2 separate regions of the Homo sapiens genome follow, and region 2 is linked to region 1. Evidence: chromatin loops called from intact Hi-C (ENCODE). Cell type or tissue: lower leg skin. All regions are shown on one strand.

Region 1 (5,000 bases):
ATAGCCAGGAGGACCACAAAAGGAGTGAAGGAAGCTGAAGGATGTGGTTTTGAGCTATACTGGAGCTGAAGCCAAAACACCCCAAAGTATAGACACACCCTCGCCCCTAACGCAGAAATGAGTTATCCACAAAGTCAAAGGTACTTCGTTACCAGGCTTACGACCTGCACTATGCTGTGAGCTTCTTTGGTTGAGTGAGATGCTGCTCTTGGTGTGGGAGTACAGGGGTCGGAGGAACGGGCACACTTTCTGCCCTCATTGACCTTGTAGTCACAAAGCAGAGACAGACATGGGTCAGGTACATGCAGAGGGTAAGGGGCTGCTCATGATGGGAGGGGACGCACTGTCATTTGAGATGTACCATCTGGGAAGAGGATATCTGAGTGGGGACACGAAGGCGGTGAGCCCTGGGAATACCCTGCTCTTCCCTTCGCCTGGAACAGCAGGTGCCAGGCCCTGGTAGGTCAAGCTCAGCACACTGAGGAGTGGCAAGGGGGCTGGAATGGGGGGCAAGGGGAAGGATGGTTAGCAACGAGGGTGGAGAGGTTGCGGGCTCAGTTCTTGTAGAGCCTCAGCTACTTCATGAGGTCATACCCATCTTGTTTACTGTTGTATCCCTGACACCTGGCATTATAATTTTTGCTAAATGGATGGATGAAAAATGACTTAAACCCCAAACCTTGTAAATCTAAGTATTTGTGAATATCACCCAACCACATGGTTCTCTCCATCATCTGTAGTAAAGCACAGTTGAAAAAATCAAGCTCCCTTTAGACCCTATAGACAATTCCATAAATAAGGGACCAAGATTGTGTCAAAGCTAAACAAATGCACCAGCACCTGACACGTGGGGTGCAAACACCAGCATTGGTAGAAGGCTTGGGCAGCACCAGGACAAGTAGAACCTGAAATTCACAAGCTCATTCACCATTTCCCGCATGAAGCACTTATAAAATTTGTCTAAAAAGAACCATGTGGTGACCCTTATCTTTTTACTGCCAATCTTTGGGCAAGAGCCTGTTCCTCTTATGCCTCATCAGTCTGGGGCTGGGATGGAACAAGAGGCCTCTGAGATAGCTTGGAAGCTCGTCTCATGACCTGTGAGCAGGCGGGATGATCTGTCCTTGGCTGCTGCAGCCCTATGCTCACTTCCTCTTGGACAAGGAGAGTCACAAAGGCATCTTTCTCCAGTAGAGACCAGTTTTATCTGCACAGACCCTTTTGCCCCTGAGCGTCTTTCATTTGGGAGGAAATGCTCCTCCAGCAACATGATCATCAGGTGCTGTCTGTGCCCTTTGAGTCATATTATGCTAAGAACATGCTTTTAAAAATTAAATCACCCTTTCTCCAAGTGAAGGTCAATGCTGCAGCTCCACTACCAGAGCTTTTCCCATCCTGGCTTTCCAGAACCGTCCTACATGGCGCCCCAGTTCTCCAAAATCACGTTCCCTCTGTGCACTCCCTCACACCGCACACACGTGCACACGAGGTAACCACCTTTTAATTCTTTTTGATGCTCTCATCGCTCACTTGGGCGAATGCTAGCCTGAATACCCCATGATGGTGGATTTATTCCCATCACAGACCTAGAGGATGGTGGATCTATTCACACAGTCCATTTGTGCCACCAGCAAAAGCCAAATTGCACATTTTAACTTCTCCCAAACTGCTCTTTTCTGGTTGAGAACCATCCCTCTTCCGATAACTTTGCTTTATCTTCACTTCACCAGTGTTTGGCTTTCTTCTCTCTCACAGAGAAACAAAAGGTGTATCAATTCAGGAAATTTACCATGAATGCAACACATGTCACACAGAAGACGTGAGGGCACGAGGCTGCCGGTCGGCTCACCAGCCACCAGCTGTGACTTGAAAAGCTCAAATTCAGAGTCTCAGCAAAATTACCCCTTTCTACATGCAAGGGGCCTTGGAGGTCACCTGGGAAGCCACCGAAATGGCGAATATGAAATTTAAGGACAACAAGGGTCTATTATAGCAATCATAAACCGGCAGCCCACAGGCATAACCTGCCTACAGAGATGTATTGTGTCACTTTCACTTTTTTAGAAAAATTGAAAATAGATGCCAAGCTCAAAAAAAAAGGAAATCCACCTGAAAATTGGGATTCCTGGCATCTCCTGAAAAGTAATACCATCTGGCAACCCTGGAACAGTATTCATATGTGGGAACCATCGGCTGGAGCTAGGTGATGGCGCCCCCTTTCGACAGGGCTGAAATGCTCCAGTTTCCACAGTGCACCCCACTCCCTGTGGTCACATGCCTGGTAGGCCTTGAAACTGTACACTATGTTGTGTGGCAAAAAGTCCAGGGAAATGGTAGACATAGCCTTGTTTTGTCTTCAGATGTCCACACTCACTTCTAAAAGCCAAGAGGGAGGTGGGGAAGGGAGAGTGTGCCCTGGGACAATGTTCTAGGCCTGAGTGCTCCAAAGCCTCCATGCATTTCCAAATGGGCCAACGTCATCAGGCTACCTGCTTCCTATGGCATCGGGAACTGCAACAAGTGGCCACGAATTCCTCCCACCCCTGTATGTGGACCGCTGCAATGTGGTTTTGCAGCATTTTCCATTAGGAGCTAGTGTCTGTTTCTCTAGCTGGGCTTGGCCTGGTGGCTTTCATTTTATTTTTATTTATTTTTCTATCTATCTATCTATCTATCTATCATCTATCTATCTATCTATCTATCTATCTATCTATCTATCTATCTATCTGAGATGGGGTCTCACTCTGTCACCCGGGCTGGAGTGCCATGGAATGAGTATGGCTCACTGCAGCCTTGACTTCCCTGTGCTCAAGTCATCCTCTTGCCTCAGCCTCCTGTGTAGCTGGGACCACAGGCATGCACCACATCACCCAGCTAGTTTTATTATTATTATTATTATTATTTGTAGAGATGAGGTATCACTTTGTTGCCCAGGCTGGTCTTGAACTCCCAGGCTCAAGTGATCCTCTCGCCTCGGACTCCCAAAGTGCTAGGCTTACACGCATGAGGCACTGCAGCCGGCCCTGCCTGGTGACTTTCTTTGGCTAACAGGACATTAGCAATCATGACCAAGCAGTCTTTAAAAAGCACCCAGGCATGGGCTTGTCCTCTCTTGCTGCCCTGAAATCACCAGTGCTAGAGAATAAGACTCTATGGGGCCAAGATGGGCTGTCCTAGCCAAGGTCCTCAGGACAAACAAAACTGCCAGACATGTGAGTAAGGCTGTCCTAGACCATCTGGCCCAGCCACCTGCTAGCTCACTACAGAACAGCCCAGTCCACCCACAGACTCATGAGCAATCATAAAACGGTTGCTGTTTTAAGCCACTACATTTTGGGGTGGGTTGTCAGGCAGTAATAGTTAGCCGACAGACCTGGCTTGTTAAGGCCTGTGTTCTTCTCATCTCTAAAGCTGCTTTTGGGACTTTTCTTGATGGCAGGTGCTGTCTGCAGCCCTGTCATCATTCTGCCACTGTCTCTCCCTGAGCCCAGGAGTGCGGGTGATTTTCAAGGACAGCAATCAAGGCCCCCAGACTAAATGACTTCTACTCTTGGATGTTACAGTCCATTGCTCTACACTGCCTCCGTAGAATCTGTGGCAAAATGTCCTATGTGGTTGACTTTTTTTTTTTTTTAGACGGAGTCTCACTCTGTCATCCAGGCTGGAGTCCAGTGGCGTGATCTCACTGCAACCTCCACCTCCTAGGTTCAAGTGATTCTCCAACCTCAGCCTCCTGAGTAGCTGGGACTACAGGCACATGCCACCACACCCAGCTAATTTTCATATTTTTAGTAGAGATGGGGTTCTGACATGTTGGCCAGGCTGGTCTCAAACTCCTGACCTCAAGTGATCCACCTGCCTTGGCCTCCCAAAATGCTGGCATTACAGGCATGATCTACTACGCCTGGCCACCTATGTGGTTCATTTTTATATGAAATGGATAGCAGTGGCTTTTGTCTACCTGGCACTATGATCTTCACAGCACCTATGGTTTCCTTCAGGGAACCATTCTTTCCTCACCTTTCTCAGCCTTTTGGGTGGCTATGACCCCACTCCTGGCCCTGGCTGTAGTGGATCTTTGCAGATCTGACTCCACTTCTGGCTCAGCCTGGGCCATGCCAGACTACCTCTCCCTGACCATGGAGGAGGGAGGCTGGTTCAGGAGAGAGCTGGTTCTTGAACTAAGAAAAGAACTGTCTCTCTCACCTGGGGATTGCAAAGCAGATAGTAAAGGAAGCCTGGAGCCACTGGGGGCCATCTCTAGGCCATCAATGAAATGCCTGCCTGGTAGTAACTAGAGACATGGGTCTCAAAGTGTGTTCTCTAAACCAGTAATGTCAGGATCGCCTGGGAACTTGCTAGGAATTAAAACACTTACCTCTACCTCAGACACACTGAAGCAGAAATTCTGGGATTGGGGCCCAATAATCTGATTTATTTTATTTTACTTATTGAGACGGAGTCTCACTCTGTTGCCCAGGCTGGAGTGCAGTGGTGCGATCTTGGGTCACTGCAACCTCTGCCTCCCGGGTTCAAGCAATTCTCCTGTCTCAGCCTCCTGAGTAGCTGGGACCACAGGTGACCGCCACCATGTCCGGCTAACTTGTATTTTTAGTAGAGATGGGGTTTCACCGTACTGGTCAGGCTGATCTTGAACTCCTGACCTCAGGAGATCCACCCTCCTCAGCCTCCCAAAGTGCTGGGATTACAGGTGTGAGTCACCATGTCCGGCCAATCTGATTATTTTAATTATTATTTTATTTAAGAACAAAATAGAGACAAGGTCTCACTACACCGCCCAGGCTGGTCTTGAACTCCTGGGTTCAAATGAGTCTCCTGCCTCAGCCTCCCAAAGCGCTAGGATTACAGGTGTGAGCCACCATGCTTGGCCAACAATCTGTGTTTTAATTGGCTTTGCAAGTAATTCTGATGCATGTCCAAGTTTGAGAACCACTGGGCTAGAGAAGTGTAAAGCTAAGTGATGAAACAGCTTCCCGAGA
Region 2 (5,000 bases), 380 kb before region 1:
GGACTTGGGTGTATCTTTTGTGGCCTGTGCCACAACCACAGTCCTGGACCCAAATTTGCGAGAACTCACAGTGTCTTCTGGGGGTAGGGAAAGCTCTGGTTCCCAAGTTTTAGGGTCCCCATGCGATATGGTTTTGCTGTGTCCCCACCCAAATCTCACCTTGAATTGTAATAATCCCCACATTTCAAGGGCGGGGCCAGGTGGAGATAATTGAGTCCTGGAGGCGGTTTCCTCATACTGTTCTCATGGTGGTGAATAAGTCTCATGAGAGCTGATGGTTTTATAAAGGGGAGTTCCCCTGCACACACCCTCTTGCCTGCTGCCATGTAAGATGTGACTTTGCTCCTCCATTGCCTTCCACCATGATTGTGAGGCCTCCCCAGCCATGTGGAACTGTGAGTCCATTAAACCTCTTTCCCATATAATTACCCAGTCTCGGGTATGTCTTTATTAGCCGTGTGAGAACAGATTAATACACCATGCTGTACCCTCTGTCCCATCAGCAGTCTCCCCTTTGACAGTATCATCTGTCACAGTCACAATAAGGTCCTGAAAACACTTTACCAGTTCCGCCGTGTCTGTGCCTCTGTTTCCTCATCTGTCAAAGAAGACTGGAATCATACCTGCCTCACAGGGTTGCTTGTAGATGTAATGAGTTAATGTGCGTGAGTCTGCTTACAACAGTGCCCAACACATAATCAGGATTTTTTTTTTCTTTTGAGACAAGGTCTGGCTCTATCGCCCAGGCTAGAGTGCAGTGGCACAATCTCGTCTCACTGCAACCTCCTCCTCCAGGGCTCCAGCGATTCTCTCAGCTCAGCCTCCTGAGTAGCTGGGACCACCATGCACCACCATGCCTGTCTAACTTTTTTTTGTACTTTTTGTGAAGATGGGGTTTGTCCATATTGCCCAGTCTGGTCTTGAGCTCCTGACCTCAAGTGATCCACCCACCTCGGCCTCCCAAAGTGATGGGATTACAGGCGTGAGTCACTGTGCCTGGTCCAGAATCAGGACTTTCTATTGTTGTTTATTATTATTATTTATAAATTACTCCTAAAAATATGACTTTCCTAGAAGATTCTTCAATGACACTTTGTTTTGAGATGGGGGGTGACCATGAGGGTGACTCAAAACAGCTGTTGAGCCTGAAGATGAGTTTCATTATTTTCTTTTATGATAAGACAAATGCTTTCATTTACTGATGTCTTCTTCGGGTGACATGTGACTGTCAGCTACTTGTCCCCCTCCAAAGAAAGCACAGGATCCGCCCCTTCAAGGAGAAGGTGATTTTTAAACAATGAATGAGAATGTGAGTGCTTTTTGAGAGATACTCACGTTTTGGAAAGAGCATTTTGAAAGCAGATGTTTGGAAATGTTTCCATTGTTATCAGCTTTTATTGCCAAAAAGCAAAGAAAGTGTGTTTCCTTTTAAAACCTCCCCACGTCTGCACACTTGAAGAACTGGGAAACAGAAAATTCTAGCCAATTTCAAAATCTTTCAAAAGAAAACTTTTAGGAAGTTTTGAATCCATTTATTACAAATCTGCAAATACCAATTTTCTGAATTCTTTTCAAGATGAAATGAGGGCTATCCAGGAAGATGGATGTATACAGTACTAGTCAATTTCACCAAAAAATAGTTCCCTATTTGGTGAATGGGATTAAAATACGAGTATTGATATTAATATTTAGAAAGCACAGCATATGGCACTTCTTCCATTTGAATTTACAAATCTTTGTGAGGTATCGTTTGCAGCTCTAATAGCCACTCAAACCAAGTATGGACATCACTCTCCACAGAACGAGATTCTCATGTCACCACAGCACGTACCGTGCTTTCCAAACCTAAGCTTTCCAAAAAATAAAAAAGATTCAATTGCATTGCTATCAGGAAAAGAACATTTGGAATGCTCAAATGAAAGCCAAAAGGTGAATTTTACTGTTAGCAAGTAAAATAAAAATATTTCAAAGTAGTGTTTATTTAATCTTCATGTCCTCCGTTAAGAATTCCTAGTTTTTATACAGGTTGAGCATCCAAAATTTGAAAAGCCAAAACCTAAAATGCTCCAAAATCCAAAACATTTTGAGTGCTGATATGATGTTCAACAGAAATGCTCACTGGAGCATTTTGAGGCCGAGGTGGGCAGATCCCTTGAGGTCAGGAGTTGTCACCAGCCTGGCCAACATGGTGAAACCCCGTCTCTGCCAAAAATACAAAGATTAGCTAGGCATGGTGGCACTCGCCTATAGTCCCAGCTACTCGGGAGGCTGAGGCAGGAGAATCGCTTGAACTCAGGGGTCGGAGGTTGCAGTGAGCTGAGATTGAGCCACTGCACTCCAGCCTGGGTGACAGAGTGAGACTCTGTCTCAAAACAATAACAACAACAAAACAACAACAACAACAACAACATATTTCAGATTTCCGGATTTGGGATGCTTAACTGGTAAGTACAAAGTGGATATTCCAAAATCTGAAGAAGTTAGAAATCGGAAAAAGTCCAAAATCTGACACACATCTGGTCCCAAGCTCTTTGGAATAAGGGATATTTTATGCTTTATGTACAGCTCGTAATATGTTAGTGCATCATTGTGTAATTCATAAATGTTCCTGCCCAGTTGGAGATCTCTGCTCTTAGTCGTTTCATTAAATCCCAAGTCCCTCACCTGGGCAGTTTTCGTGTCTTGGTGGTGGATGGATGAGTGTGGAGGGGACGCTCTTACTGGTCCAGGGGATCAAGACTGGCGGTCCCACTCTTGGCCCCTAGGAGGCAGCAGAGGGAAGCAAAACAACAGCTTTGAAACCTACTCTAGGAAAACAGCCCCATAAGGGCTGGTGCAGGAGACACCTTATAATGTCTCCTTTCTCCCCAACCTTCCTCGTTCTCCCTCCTCAGGAATGGAGTAAAATAAACCATCTGCAGCCCCTGAGGACCGAGAAAAATCCCATTGAGCGTGGGGAATACGGAAGGGAGTCACTGACCCCCAAGGCTCATTTTGAGCGGTGGGGCTTTAACCTGAACACTGCATTTATCCGAAGATGACACAGAGCTGGCCCACGACAGGTAGAGGGGACCCCGGGTGGTCCTGGACTCTGGCCACTGTCCTGCTACTTCTTGAGCTGTTTCTCCAGCTGAGATCTAGTAAGAATTCCATAAGGGTCGATTTAATTGTATCCCTTTGGCTAAAGCGCATGGTATACAGTCGGTGCCAAATCAATGTGTGCAGTCTCTGACCTGAGGAGTAACTCTTCCTCATCTCATTTGTTACTGCTCTATCCCACCCAAACCTATCTGTGACCTGTCACGCATTTCCTTTCTGTCCTGGGTGTTGGAGTCAGGGCCAGTTTGCGGGCTGCTGTGTCCCTGCCTCTGAGAGCATTTTCTGGCAGATGTACTAAAGCTCTTGTGTGGCGGGTTTTGGCTTGATTCTTCGAGAACGCAGCTGGGGAACAAGTGTGAGGTTCCTTCTCATGGCTCAGAGCAGACTTCAGTACTTGGCATGGACTATGCGTGAGCCTCCTAACACATCCCCACGATGCCTCACCTCCCATCCAACCGACCGCGGGTCCCCAGAGCCGCCTTCCAGAAACGCAGCGTCGTGCGCCTGCTCCAGCCGTCGCTGGATCCTCATGGCTGGCGGAGTGAGATCAAAGCTCCTGGGCCGGTCTTGAAGGCCCTGGGATAGGAGTGCCCCCCAACCGTCAGCCCTCCAAGACACTTCTGTCTACGTGCCCCACGCTTCTGTCACGTAGGCTTGGTGCAATTGATGGAGCCTCTCTGAGCAGCGTCAGTTTCCTCATCTATAAAATGGACACGACTAACCCCTTGAGGATTGAGAATGACGAGAGATGGGCGACCATGTGTGGAAATGCGTTCCTGTGCTGAGACACTCCACACATATTGGTGTCCTTTTCCCGCCCTCATTTCACAGACGAGGAAACTGAGGCTCTGAGCGAGAGATTGGGAACAGATCCAAAAACACGCAGCCCAGATGCAGCAGAGCCAGGATTAACACTCAGACCTTCCCAGTTATCTCTAAAAATTAATTACTTTTTAATTTTATAATTGACACATAATAATTGCTACATATTTCTGGGGTGCAGTGTAATGTTTCAGTGTCCATGCATATATTATATAACAATCCCTCATCAGTGAGGGTCCCCCAGTAGATCTTTTCTTTGTTCTCCTGCACAGATTACCATCTATGCATTTGGGGAATTTATCACCCACTTCCCTGTTTATTATTATTATCATTAAAGACAAGGTCTCGCCTTGTCATCCAAGCTGGAGTGCAGTGGCTCAATCATAGCTCACTGCAACCTCCACCTCCCAGGCTCAAGTGAGCCTTCCACCTCAGCCTCCCGAGTAGCTGGGATGACAGGCACGTGCCACCATAACCGGCTAACTTTTTTTGTATATTTTGTAGAGACGGGGGTCTCACTGTGTTGCTCGATGATCTTGAACTCCTGGGCTCAAGCCATCCACCTGTCTTGGCCGCCTAAATTGTCAGGATGACAGGTGTGAGCCACCACGCCCAGCCCCTTGTTTATTGTTGTCTCCCCTTCTAGAAGGTAAGCCCCATGAAGGCATAGACCTGGCCTGTCTTGTTCACTGAATGCCCAGCACAGAGCAGGAGGCTGATAAACACTTCCTGAATAGACAAGGGCTACAACAGTTTCCAAGAACACACAGGTAGCCCCAGCTGATCACTTTCTAATGAAGCTGGTTCCTTTCACCTCCGGAGAATCTACCCCCTGGGATGTCTTTGATTGCACAGAGCTTGAGGGCCTTCCCTTCCCTGGGAACAGTGGCCCTGAACCACGAACAGCCTGGTAAGCATACCAGCACTGTGAGGCTGGCTTTCCCCAGAAACCCGGAGTGACGGGTTAACCAGGGGAGTGAAGTGGGCATTAGGCTTGCATACCTTGGGAGTCGATGTTTAAAAAACTTCCCTGATAATTGGAAATTGGCTAATCTCTTGCTATAATTAGGAGAGGCTGG

Evidence for each region. Hi-C counts contacts between places; a loop is a spot of excess contacts. Peaks named below come from ENCODE experiments on the same cell type or tissue, not always from the same donor. Only the 100,000 strongest peaks of a DNase experiment are listed, where the experiment ranks them.
Region 2: it touches region 1 in a loop (3-fold over the local background); 16 of 110 quality-filtered maps call a loop at or near these places.

What each region holds. Positions count from the first base shown.
Region 1 is chr16:27,688,044-27,693,043 of GRCh38, reverse strand. All of the region lies in intron 8 of KATNIP (katanin interacting protein), which reads right to left. Among named protein-coding and RNA genes, the nearest start is that of KATNIP, 140 kb to the right of the region's middle. In lower leg skin, no CTCF peak of the experiment used is centred here; a DNase peak (open chromatin) is centred at 2,233.
Region 2 is chr16:28,068,673-28,073,672 of GRCh38, reverse strand. No RefSeq gene overlaps it. Among named protein-coding and RNA genes, the nearest start is that of GSG1L, 7.5 kb to the right of the region's middle. In lower leg skin, a CTCF peak has its summit at 2,737 (motif pointing right); a DNase peak (open chromatin) is centred at 2,752.